2 separate regions of the Homo sapiens genome follow, and region 2 is linked to region 1. Evidence: read pairs that join two places in POLR2A ChIA-PET (ENCODE). Cell type or tissue: HepG2. All regions are shown on one strand. Links, peaks and the distances in the headings refer to the core of each region. The heading gives the core; the rest is flanking DNA.

Evidence for each region. ChIA-PET counts read pairs that join two places held together with the same protein. Peaks named below come from ENCODE experiments on the same cell type or tissue, not always from the same donor. Only the 100,000 strongest peaks of a DNase experiment are listed, where the experiment ranks them.
Region 2: POLR2A ChIA-PET joins it to region 1 with 7 read pairs; 4 of 35 experiments call an interaction of 5 or more read pairs at or near these places.

What each region holds. Positions count from the first base shown.
Region 1 is chr2:96,319,288-96,325,666 of GRCh38, reverse strand. ITPRIPL1 (ITPRIP like 1) reads right to left here and starts at 350. Exons shown (of 3, transcript NM_001008949.3): 1 at 102-350. RefSeq lists enhancers at 1-163, 4,733-4,842 and silencers at 186-435, 3,523-3,782, 5,996-6,065. In HepG2, for the core only: a CTCF peak has its summit at 3,561; no DNase peak of the experiment used is centred there; H3K4me3 peaks cover 2,831 bases; H3K27me3 peaks cover 2,670 bases.
Region 2 is chr2:96,858,864-96,865,588 of GRCh38, reverse strand. SEMA4C (semaphorin 4C) reads left to right here. Exons shown (of 15, transcript NM_017789.5): 6 at 52-148; 7 at 269-385; 8 at 474-625; 9 at 709-884; 10 at 1,207-1,351; 11 at 1,441-1,663; 12 at 1,795-1,907; 13 at 3,695-3,852; 14 at 3,940-4,010; 15 at 4,134-5,871. The coding sequence ends at 4,963. Among named protein-coding and RNA genes, the nearest start is that of ANKRD39, 4.2 kb to the right of the region's middle. In HepG2, for the core only: no CTCF peak of the experiment used is centred there; a DNase peak (open chromatin) is centred at 3,218.

The DNA of each region.
Region 1 (6,379 bases), core at 1-5,000:
TCCACGCCCAGAGATTTGTACTCTCACCCGCCTATCCGTAGGAGGCCAAGGGCCCATCCTACCTCGGGATGTCTCCCGGGACCCAGGGCCAGGTTACTCACCGTCAGTGTTAGTAGGAACACGATCTTAAAGAGACAGCGCGGCCTGACCGCCACTGCTTTTTTCCCGGCAGGGTGGGGGCGTCCGGTTCATCGCTGGGGCCGCCCGCGGGAGTGGCCCTGCTCCCCTTTCCTGGGTTATAGACCATGCTTGTCCGAGCGTCTGAACGTCTGGCTGAGCGCGGTGGGCCCCTACGACCCCCAGCACGCGGCTCCGAGGGCGCCCGCGCGCCGCAGCCGCTCCCGCCGTCCGGGCTCCTCCCCGCCCACCCAGTACAAGCTCCTCCCCGCCCAAACCCCCGTGGCCCAGCGTGCAGGGGCAGCGGCCTCCCCACACCGGGTCTCTGTCCGCACCGAGGCCCCCGTGGGTTTGCTGGGAGAGTGGAGGGGCCGTGGCCACACACTCTCCGCTGCTCGGCCTCCCTGGGGTGGCAAATGGGGCACCGCCGTGCCTGCTGTCAGCTGCACTCAGCTCAGTTCAGTGGAGAACAGACTTACTAGGATTCGGGTGTAAGGATGATGGTGGCAAAACTAGGAATTGACCGAGAAAAGCCATTCTCACTTCGGGCTGGCCCTGAGCAAAATGGCACACGAAATAAGATGTGGTTTCAGCACCCTAAATGTGCTTCCCTCCCAGCCCACGCCCAGACTCAGGCATCTTTCCCCAACCCCTTTCTCATATCAAAGTGACTCTCATGAAAGAACAGACAGCACCCAAAGACCTTACTTGGGGCCTTGCTTGCTACTCACTGGCCACGTGGGAGTAAGAATCCTACCTACAGGGCAGCTCTGCTGATACATGGGTGTATAAAGGAGAACTTTATACGGTGTGGAGGCTGGACAAGCTTTATCACACCTTAAGAAACACAACAGAATGGGTTTCCTGAAAGGGATCTTCAGATATCAGAAAGAGCCCTTAGTCTTCCTGTCTTGTGTCAGCTATCCAAGAAGAAAAGGAAGTGATGACCCCTTGATACTAACTCACTAAAATCCCTCTGCTGAAAGACAAGTTTCAGGGTTTTTATTTGTTTGTTTGTTTTTGAGAAAGAGTTTCGCTCTGTCACCCAGGCTGGAGTGTAGTGGCACCATCTTGGCTCACTGCAGCCTACCCGCCCCAGGTTCCAGTGATTCTCCTGCCTCAGCCTACTGAGTAGCTGGGACCACAGGTGTATGCCACCATGTCCAGCTAATTTTTGTATTTTTAGTAAAGACGGGGTTTCACCATGTTGGCCATGCTGGTCTCGAACTCCTGACCTCAGGTGATCTGCCCGCCTCGGCCTCCCAAAATGCTGGGATTATATGTGTAAGCCATCACACATGGCTGGGTTTCAGGTCTTCTTATCCAGTGGCAATGTGTAGGGAGCTCCCAAACAACTTGTACAATACTTCCAAGAATACTGACTTATTTAATTGTGGAGCAGGAAAAACTGTCTGCTAGCTGACAATGACTGAAGTTCCAAAGTTACTTTTTATAAATGTGAATTATGAAAAATAGATCACAGGTTATTGAGCATTCATGCATTTGGAGCAGTAATAATGAAAGTCTCTTATCTTTTCACTTATGACATGATGTCAGGATGCAAAATATATGCTTCAGAGTGTGCAAAAACGATAATGTTTAAGACCATGTGTTTTAAAGTTGTATTATTTTAATTAACAAATAATAATTGTACATATTCATAGGGTGCACAGTCATGTTTCATACATACAATGTATAATTTCAGATTAGGGTAATTAGCATATCCATCATCTCAAACATTTATCATTTCTTTGTGTTGGGAAGGTTCAATCCTCCCTCTAGCTATTTGAAACTATATATTATTACTATTATTATTTTGTGTGTGTGTGTGACGGAGTCTTGCTCTGTCACCCAGGCTGGAGTGCAGTGGCACCATCTCAGCTCACTGCAACCTCCACCTCCTGGGTCAAGCAGTTTTCCTGCCTCAGCCTCCCAAATAGCTGGGATTACAGGCACACACCACCAAGCCCGGCAATTTTTTTGTATTTTAGTAGAGTGGGGGTTTCACCATGTTCTCGAGCTCCTGAGCTCAAGCAATCTGCCCACCTTGGCCTCCCAAAGTGCTGGGATTACAGGCATGAGCCACCATGCCTGGTCTATTATTGTTAACTGTAGTCAACCTACAGTGGTGTGAAACCCTAGTACTTAGTCCTCCCATCTGGCTATAATCTTGAATCCTTTAACAAATCCCTCCCTATCACCACCTTCCCCTCCCCTTCCCAGCCTCTAGCATCCTCTGTTCTACCTTTTACTTCTATTACATCAACTTTTTCTAGGTTCCACATGTGACTGAGAACATGTGGTGTTTATCTTTCTGTGCCTGGCTTATTTCACTTAATATCCTCCAATTCCATCCAAGTTGCTGCAAATGACAGGATTTCATTTTTTTTTATGGCCAAATAGCATTCCATTGTGTACATATACCACGTTTTCCTTATTCATTCATCTATTGTTGGACACATAGGTCAATTCCATATTGGCTATTCTGAATAGTGCAGCTATAAACATGAGGGTGCAGATTTCTCTTTGATATAATGATTTCCTTTCCTTTGGATAGATTTTAAGTAATGGGATTGCTAGATCATGTGAGTAGTTCTACTTGTAGTTTTCTGAGGAACCTCCATGTTATTCTCCATAGCAGCTGTGCTAGTTTACCCAACAGCATATCAGAGTTCCCTTTTCTCCCCATTTTCACCAGCATCTGTAAAACCATATGCTTAAAAATGTGTGTTCATGGTTAAGGATTTGTTTTAAAAGTGGTTGCTGGACAGGCGCGATGGCTCACGCCTGTAATCCCAGCACTCTGGGAGGCCGAGGCAGGCAGATCACCTGAGGTCAGGAGTTCGAGACCAGCCTGGCCAGCATGGTGAAACCCCGTCTCTACTAAAAATACAAAAAAAAAAAAAAAAAAATTAGCTGGGTGTGGCGGTGCATGCCTGTGATCCCAGCTACCAGCCTGGCCAGCACGGTGAAACCCCGTCTCTACTAAAAATACAAAAAAAAAAAAAAAAAATTAGCTGGGCGTGGTGGTGCATGCCGGTGATCCCAGCTACTCAGGAGGCTGAGGCAGGAGAATCGCTTGAATCCGGGAGGTGGAGGTTGCAGTGAGCTGAGATCGCACCACTGCACTCCAGCCTGGGCAACAGAATAAAACTCCTTCTCAAAAAAAGAAAAAAAAAAAAAAAAGAACATGCTATGGCTTACTCCCATTATGTGTGTGTGTCTGTGCATCACATGCCTCGGAAAAGTTTCAAAGGGTGGATCCCTAAATGTTTACAGTGATCTTCTGAGGGTGGAGGGATTGATTGCAGGTGTCTAGCAATAAGGAGGTATTCTTTTCACAAAAATAAACATGCAGTGTCCAGCGTATGAATGGGCTGTGTGCCCAAAGCCCTCCCTCGTGTGCCTCGTGAGCACAAAACACGTTTTCTACAGAAACAGGTGCGCCTAGGACCGCTAGAGACGCTTTGCGCCGGGGCAGTGTCTTCACGGTTCGGAGAGCTGGGAGTGGAGGTGGGGGGAGGTTCCTCATCCTCGCCAGCTTTCTGGGCCCCAGGAGCCGCCTCCCTTCGCCCCCGACCCCGCCTCCGTCCCCCAAGCCGCGGACGCGCCTTTTCCGCCGCCTCCAAGAGCAGCCGCGGGGCCGCCCCCAGGACGCGTTGTTCGCTGCCGGAGTTTGGGGTGGCAAGGACCGGGCGCACGGCTGAGATGCGCTGCCCTCCAGAATGCGAGCCTGTGCACGCGCCTGCGGAGGGGCCACACTCCCTGCAGCGTCCGCGATGCGCTGTTCCCGCTGGCGCTCGGCGGGCGCTCCCCTGGGCACATCGAGGCTCTAGTGACCGCATTATGAATTAGTCCTTTCCTTTTCTCCTCATGTGATTGCAGCGAGCGCTCGTCTTGTTTGTAAATCGTGCTGGCAAGCCCCGTTTTAACCAACTACGAATTTCATTTCGGAATGAAAAAGGAGACGCACTTTCGGACAGGGCAGCGGTTGCCGCCGGTCCTTCCTCTGAGCTACCGGTCCCTAGAAGGAAGACCTGCCTTCGACCGATCTGGAAATGAGTCCCAGCTGCAAGCCCAGGGCGGCGGAAGCCCCACGGGCCGAGCCGAAGAAAGACGAGGCGGGGGACGGGGAGCGTAGTGCCGCGTGCCGGGACCCACAACCCCTTTCCCCTGGGCGCTCTTCCCCGAGCGGACAGGAAAAAGCTCTCCTTTGCCGCTGCCCATCCCCCAGGGCCCAAGCGATGCTTCCTAACCGCGTGGACGCAGCTTGATGGGGGAGAAAGAGCTCTGGGAGCAGGGCTTAGAGCCTCGTCTCGCCTCCTGCCAACTCGGTCCGGCAAGGTTCCGAACCTCCCTGAGCCTCAGCTTCCTAATCTGGCAAACATGACGACAAAAGTCCTTCTCTTTTAAGGTTGGTGCAAAAATTAAATGGCCCTTTACTGTATATTTAGAGCACCTGGCTCACGGATTAGTCACCTCGCTCCTGGGCTCAACAGTGTTCACTGGGTCCTTACAGCATCACACTGGGATCCTTAAGGGCAAAGACCAAAATTAGACCTAGCTTAATTCCTGGTGTGCAAGTGCTAAGTGTTATGAAATGAGTGAGTGACAGGATGATCCAGCTATGAGAAATAGGAGAGAGTTTGCGGTGGGATAGAGACTGTACCTTCTTTTTGTATAAGATGTTTGGCAGTTGGGGATAACTTACCGGAAGCAAGCTTAAGATGCACACGAAATCCTGACCAAGAGGATGTAGAAATTAGATATATGGCCAAGAATCAGAGAAGCAAATAAACAGATCTCAAATAAAATGTTTAGTTTTGAGGTTAGAGGTGGGATATCAGGGTAACCAGGCAAAATAACTGATACAATAAATAACTACATGACAAATCACTTCTCTCAACAACACATTTCAAAAAAAATCACTTTATTTTATAACTGCAAGATTTTCTTCAAACCAGTTTCTTGCTATTACAAGCTCAAAAACTTATCCTGCTCTGGTGGCAAACATTTTGTGACTCATGCTGTGTAACAAAGACCTGTGTAGACATTGAGTTGTATATTGCTGATGCTTCTGAACATAAAGGAAAAGTACAAAATTGCCGCCTTTTTCCCAATGATTTGTGGAGGAGAATTATTACTAGACTAGCTGATACCTGTGCATGAAATGCACCACTATTGCTTAATAAATCTGGACCGGGTGCGGTGGCTCATGCCTGTAATCCCAGCACTATGGGAGGCCGAGGCGGGCAGATTGCCTGAGCTCAGGAGTTCAAGACCAGCCTGGCCAACATGGTGAAACTCCATCTCTACTAAAAATACAAAAATTAGCTGGGTGTAGTGGTGGGTGCCTGTAATCCCAGCTACTGGGGAGGCTGAGGCAGAAGAATCACTTGAACCCAGGAGGCGGAGGTTGCAGTGAGCTGAGACTGTGCCACTGCACTCCAGTCTGGGCAAAAGAGCAAGACTTTGTCTCAGAAAAAAAAAAAAAAGAAAAAGAAAGAAAAAAAAAAGAATAGCACTGGGCACGGTGGCTCACACTGTAATCCCAACACTTAAGGAGGCAGAGGTAGGAAAATAGCTTGAACTCAGGAGTTTGAGACCTGCCTGGGCAACATAGCAAGACCCCGTTCTCCACAAAATGGAAAAAAAATCTGAATAGCATATCAATGTGTATTATTTGCTTATTGTATATTTCTTTATAGTTTTTCTCCTCTCAATGTAGCACTTGTACTGTTGGGAGGATAAAACATAGGTGCTCTTGATTAAATAGGGATTTGAAAGATATGAGTAGATTCTGTCTACCATCTGTCCCAATCACTTGTTCATTCCATTCAACAAATATTTATTTATTTATTTATTTGAAAAAGGGTCTGAGTCTGTCACCTATGCTGGAGTACAGTGGTGTGACCTCAGCTCACTGTAACTGCCACTTCCTGGGCTCAAGCCATCCTCCCACCTCAGCCTCCCAGGTAGCTGTGATTAAAGATGCTTACCACCATGCAGCTAATTTTTGTATTTTTGATAGTGACAGGGTTTTGCCATATTGCCCAGGCTGGTCTCAAACTCCTAGGCTCAAGCAATCCTCCTGCCTCAGTCTCTCAAAGTGCTAGGATTACAGGTGTGGGCCACCATGCTCCGTCCCAACAAATATTTATTTGAATGTTTTATAACTGTGAAAGATGTATTTGGACCCGATACAATGAGAGTCTGGAAAGAGTTCTTGGAAATTAAAAACTTGATAATAAATATGAAAAAC
Region 2 (6,725 bases), core at 304-5,303, 540 kb before region 1:
ACAGAGCCCTGCCCTTAAGCATCTCCTCATCACCTCTCTCTCTGTCCTTAGAACATGCTCACCTTCACTTTGGAGCATGGAGAGTTTGAAGATGGGAAGGGCAAGTGTCCCTATGACCCAGCTAAGGGCCATGCTGGCCTTCTTGTGGGTGAGTGGCTGCCCCCCATGCAGGCTGGGTGAGTCCTTGGGGCTTGGTTCCACTTGGGTCTGTGTTGGCCGGATGTGTCCATACCTCATGTGTGGCCTAGCTGACCTCTGTCTCCCATAGATGGTGAGCTGTACTCGGCCACACTCAACAACTTCCTGGGCACGGAACCCATTATCCTGCGTAACATGGGGCCCCACCACTCCATGAAGACAGAGTACCTGGCCTTTTGGCTCAACGGTGAGCCACCGGGGGGCCTGTGGGAGCCATGGGTGGGAGGTCCCCCGGGGCCCAGCCCCTCCCTGCTGACCTCCTCCCCTTCCCACAGAACCTCACTTTGTAGGCTCTGCCTATGTACCTGAGAGTGTGGGCAGCTTCACGGGGGACGACGACAAGGTCTACTTCTTCTTCAGGGAGCGGGCAGTGGAGTCCGACTGCTATGCCGAGCAGGTGGTGGCTCGTGTGGCCCGTGTCTGCAAGGTACCGAGTCTCACAGCGGTGGGCCCTGGGAGCCCTGCTGGCCCAGCGGGGCTGACCGGCAGTGTCCCCTTGCCGTCTGCCAGGGCGATATGGGGGGCGCACGGACCCTGCAGAGGAAGTGGACCACGTTCCTGAAGGCGCGGCTGGCATGCTCTGCCCCGAACTGGCAGCTCTACTTCAACCAGCTGCAGGCGATGCACACCCTGCAGGACACCTCCTGGCACAACACCACCTTCTTTGGGGTTTTTCAAGCACAGTGGTGAGTTGGCCAGGGCTCCCACAGAGTGGGGAGGAGCTGGGGTTCAGGTCAGGGACGGTGCATGGGTGGGAGCCTGGACCAGGCCTCAGAGGCAGTCCCGGAAGCCAGGTGTCCAGAAGCCAAGGAGAATGCTGGCACCTGCCCCTTTCAGAGCTGCCTGTGAAGGGGCAGGGCCCCATGCCAGGTGGCACTTGAGCTGCCAGGGCATTCTGGTACCCATGGCCAGTTTGTGCCAGGCCCTGCCTTCCTGCTGCTTGCCCTTAGCTGGGGTGGGAAGAGATAAGGTGGGTACCTGACCCTGGGCTCCCTCTCGCTGTGACAGGGGTGACATGTACCTGTCGGCCATCTGTGAGTACCAGTTGGAAGAGATCCAGCGGGTGTTTGAGGGCCCCTATAAGGAGTACCATGAGGAAGCCCAGAAGTGGGACCGCTACACTGACCCTGTACCCAGCCCTCGGCCTGGCTCGGTGAGTGCTAGGGCAGGGATGCATCTCCCCACCCAGCTGCGGTGCCATCCCACCCTGCTGATGGCCTGCCCCCCACACCCTGCCCCCAGTGCATTAACAACTGGCATCGGCGCCACGGCTACACCAGCTCCCTGGAGCTACCCGACAACATCCTCAACTTCGTCAAGAAGCACCCGCTGATGGAGGAGCAGGTGGGGCCTCGGTGGAGCCGCCCCCTGCTCGTGAAGAAGGGCACCAACTTCACCCACCTGGTGGCCGACCGGGTTACAGGACTTGATGGAGCCACCTATACAGTGCTGTTCATTGGCACAGGTGGGTGCATGGGTATGCAGGCATGGCTGCTCAAGGCTGGGCAGAAGCCCGTGTGCCCAGGGCAGGGAGATTTGGAGCTGCCCCACGGCCTTGTGCCCTCTCATTTACACCTTCTCCTCTGCACCCCCCAGGAGACGGCTGGCTGCTCAAGGCTGTGAGCCTGGGGCCCTGGGTTCACCTGATTGAGGAGCTGCAGCTGTTTGACCAGGAGCCCATGAGAAGCCTGGTGCTATCTCAGAGCAAGGTAGTAAGTTGGGCCCTATCTGCCACTGTCCCCAGCACTATCCCATCTCACTCTCTCCATCTGGCTGCTTCTCCCAGTTGGGCCTATGTGCTTGGCCAGTGCAGAGTTAGGAACACACACACATGTGGATGCACACCTTGCCTAACTTGGGGTGGGTTCCTGGAAACGAGAATGAAAACAGAATGGAATCTGCACTGCACAGGGCCATTATATATAGCCAGGTCACGGGGCTGCGCTCCCAGCATCAAGCCTTGGCAACTGCTCCCATGTTTCTTTCAGACCCTCCAAGCTGTGCTGTGGTTCTGGCTCTGGCCTCTTCCCTGACCATGCCCCTGTGACCAGACCTCCCAGGCTGTGAGATGTTTATGATGCCCTCACCATGGTGGTTTTCCTTCCAGCCCCCATTTCCGTGACTGTTTCCCTGAAGTGCTTGCATTATACCCTTGTGCAATACTCTTTTTGGTTTTTTTTTGAGATGGAGTCTCACTCTGTCACCCAGGCTAGAGTGCAGTGACGCGATCTCAGCTCACTGCAACCTCCACCTCCCAGGTTGAAGCTATTCTTATGCCTCAGCCTCCTGAGTAGCTGGGATTACAGGTGCCTGCCACTATGCCCAGCTAAAGGTTTTTTGTTTTTGTTTTTGTTTTCTTTGAGATGGAGTCTCACTCTGTCGCCCAGGCTGGAGTGCGGTGGCATGATCTCTGCTCACTGCAACCTCCACCTCCCGGGTTCAAGCAATTCTGCCTCGGCCTCCCAAGTAACTGGGACTACAGGCACGTGCCACCATGCCCAGCTAATTTTTTTTTTTTTTTTTTTTTTTGAGATGGAGTCTCGCTCTGTCACCCAGGCTGGAGTGCAGTGGCGCAATCTCGGCTCACTGCAAGCTCTGCCTCCCAGGTTCACACCATTCTCCTGCCTCAGCCTTCCATGTAGCTGGGACTACAGGCTCCCATCACCACGCCTGGCTAATTTTTTGTATTTTTAGTAGAGACGGGGTTTCACCGTGTTAGCCAGGATGGTCTCGATCTCCTGACCTTGCGATCCGCCCGACTCAGCCTCCCAAAGTGCTGGGATTACAGGCGTGAGCCACTGCGCCTGGCCAGCCGGCTAATTTTTGTATTTTTAGTAGAGACAAGGTTTTACCATGTTGGCCAGGCTGGTCTTGAACTCCTAACCTCAAGTGATTTGCCCACCTCAGCCTCCCAAAGTGCTGGGATTCCAGGCATGACCTGCTGTTCCTAGTTGCCTTGTGCAATACTCTTGTGGCATGTTTGCTACACCTCCTGAACTTTGATTTGTTTGCCTTTTACCAGCTATTATGACTCAAAATTGTCCCCTAGAACATGGAATAATGGCAGAAAGAAAGTGTGTGGTTGAATAAACACACAGATTGGCATCCACCGTTGAAACAGGAAAACATCTTATGTTATGCTGCTGCTGTTGTGAGGGCTGATGGGCCTTGAAATGTATTTCCTGCACTATGTGTGTGTGAGTGTGTGTGATTATACTTTTTGGCCTCACAGCCCCATCATCCCTTTCTAATAACGTCACGTCGATAAGGGGCTTAGGATTGCATCTGGCCTGTGTAAGCCCTCTGAGTTCTGCGGTTCTTAGAGTTCCCTTTTCAGCACTATAGCTCTGCCTTGTTCCCTTGTTCCTCCTTCTGGCGCCCCGTGCTGTGCCCCCTGCAGGAGTCCAAGCTGTCCCCATGCTGCGTTCTGGTCCGGCCGCCCCTCCCGTGGTGTGGCCCTGGCCGACCCCCCTCCTGCGCCCCGCTTTTCTCGCAGAAGCTGCTCTTTGCCGGCTCCCGCTCTCAGCTGGTGCAGCTGCCCGTGGCCGACTGCATGAAGTATCGCTCCTGTGCAGACTGTGTCCTCGCCCGGGACCCCTATTGCGCCTGGAGCGTCAACACCAGCCGCTGTGTGGCCGTGGGTGGCCACTCTGGGTGAGTTGGGCTCTACATAGGCCAGGACCTCCAGGGACTCAGGGTGGTTGGAGCCAGGCTGCTGATGTACCCTACATCCCCTACCAGATCTCTACTGATCCAGCATGTGATGACCTCGGACACTTCAGGCATCTGCAACCTCCGTGGCAGTAAGAAAGGTGAGCTTTTTCATTCCCGTCGCATCGGGCTGAGCCCTGGACCAGAGCTGGAGTTTCTGTTCTCCTCTTCCCCAGCCCTGCTTTCCTGCACTAACATGCACTCTGTTTTCTCTGCCACTACAGTCAGGCCCACTCCCAAAAACATCACGGTGGTGGCGGGCACAGACCTGGTGCTGCCCTGCCACCTCTCCTCCAACTTGGCCCATGCCCGCTGGACCTTTGGGGGCCGGGACCTGCCTGCGGAACAGCCCGGGTCCTTCCTCTACGATGCCCGGCTCCAGGCCCTGGTTGTGATGGCTGCCCAGCCCCGCCATGCCGGGGCCTACCACTGCTTTTCAGAGGAGCAGGGGGCGCGGCTGGCTGCTGAAGGCTACCTTGTGGCTGTCGTGGCAGGCCCGTCGGTGACCTTGGAGGCCCGGGCCCCCCTGGAAAACCTGGGGCTGGTGTGGCTGGCGGTGGTGGCCCTGGGGGCTGTGTGCCTGGTGCTGCTGCTGCTGGTGCTGTCATTGCGCCGGCGGCTGCGGGAAGAGCTGGAGAAAGGGGCCAAGGCTACTGAGAGGACCTTGGTGTACCCCCTGGAGCTGCCCAAGGAGCCCACCAGTCCCCCCTTCCGGCCCTGTCCTGAACCAGATGAGAAACTTTGGGATCCTGTCGGTTACTACTATTCAGATGGCTCCCTTAAGATAGTACCTGGGCATGCCCGGTGCCAGCCCGGTGGGGGGCCCCCTTCGCCACCTCCAGGCATCCCAGGCCAGCCTCTGCCTTCTCCAACTCGGCTTCACCTGGGGGGTGGGCGGAACTCAAATGCCAATGGTTACGTGCGCTTACAACTAGGAGGGGAGGACCGGGGAGGGCTCGGGCACCCCCTGCCTGAGCTCGCGGATGAACTGAGACGCAAACTGCAGCAACGCCAGCCACTGCCCGACTCCAACCCCGAGGAGTCATCAGTATGAGGGGAACCCCCACCGCGTCGGCGGGAAGCGTGGGAGGTGTAGCTCCTACTTTTGCACAGGCACCAGCTACCTCAGGGACATGGCACGGGCACCTGCTCTGTCTGGGACAGATACTGCCCAGCACCCACCCGGCCATGAGGACCTGCTCTGCTCAGCACGGGCACTGCCACTTGGTGTGGCTCACCAGGGCACCAGCCTCGCAGAAGGCATCTTCCTCCTCTCTGTGAATCACAGACACGCGGGACCCCAGCCGCCAAAACTTTTCAAGGCAGAAGTTTCAAGATGTGTGTTTGTCTGTATTTGCACATGTGTTTGTGTGTGTGTGTATGTGTGTGTGCACGCGCGTGCGCGCTTGTGGCATAGCCTTCCTGTTTCTGTCAAGTCTTCCCTTGGCCTGGGTCCTCCTGGTGAGTCATTGGAGCTATGAAGGGGAAGGGGTCGTATCACTTTGTCTCTCCTACCCCCACTGCCCCGAGTGTCGGGCAGCGATGTACATATGGAGGTGGGGTGGACAGGGTGCTGTGCCCCTTCAGAGGGAGTGCAGGGCTTGGGGTGGGCCTAGTCCTGCTCCTAGGGCTGTGAATGTTTTCAGGGTGGGGGGAGGGAGATGGAGCCTCCTGTGTGTTTGGGGGGAAGGGTGGGTGGGGCCTCCCACTTGGCCCCGGGGTTCAGTGGTATTTTATACTTGCCTTCTTCCTGTACAGGGCTGGGAAAGGCTGTGTGAGGGGAGAGAAGGGAGAGGGTGGGCCTGCTGTGGACAATGGCATACTCTCTTCCAGCCCTAGGAGGAGGGCTCCTAACAGTGTAACTTATTGTGTCCCCGCGTATTTATTTGTTGTAAATATTTGAGTATTTTTATATTGACAAATAAAATGGAGAAAATGAAACGATTGCTCTGATGGGGCTAAGATGTTTGGGCTAAAGCCTTTCTGGGTACCAAGAGGGAAGGCTCTCTGGGTGGAGGGAGGCTGGACTGGGCCTCCCCCACAATCCCAGGGCAGCCACCACTTTTGTGGTCCCTGCCTGCCTGTGGGAGGGGACAGCCCAGCTCTAGTGTTTTCCCACAGTGGTGGCTGCGGGGCTGGGAACGAGACCATGGCCATAGCCCCTTGGGAGCCAGCCTTGGCTTCTGGCCAGAAGGAGAAGTCAGGGCACTGGGAGTCCAGGGGAGAAGCGGAGTGGTGGGGGGGGTGCCTTCCCAGAACTCAAGACGGGTAGTGGGAATGAGGGGCCAAAGGAGTGGAAGGTTGTGGAGATGAGATCATTGCTTGTGTGAGGATGGGGTTCTCAACCTGCTTAGGGGAGGAGAAACGACTTCCAGCCTTCTACCCACCAGGAATGCTAGGGTCTTCCGTGCCCCAACTAGCGGGGGAAGGAACTTACATCCAGTGTGCACCAGACCACTGTCCTGGAGAGGGACTGGCACAGAACCCAACCTGCATTCTGTCGTTCATGCACTCTTTCTAAGCCGATCAGGCGGTCTCCCCTGTACACTTGATCGTGGCTTGAGCAGGCAGCTGCCTGGGTTTTAACTGGGAATTGAGAAGGCTGGGGTCCGCTGAGGAGCACGCTGCGAAGGTGCGCGGTCCGCAGACGGCCTCCCGGTGGGTTTTGATCATGAAGACCGATTCCGTAAACTCAGCGCCCACTGTGGGGCCAGGGGGTTCTGCACAAACCAAGGCCCTGCCCCTGCCCTGAGGTGGAGCTACAGGCAGGACAAGTTGTGGCCACCTGCCCCTTGCTGGACTTGTAAGGAAGAGCA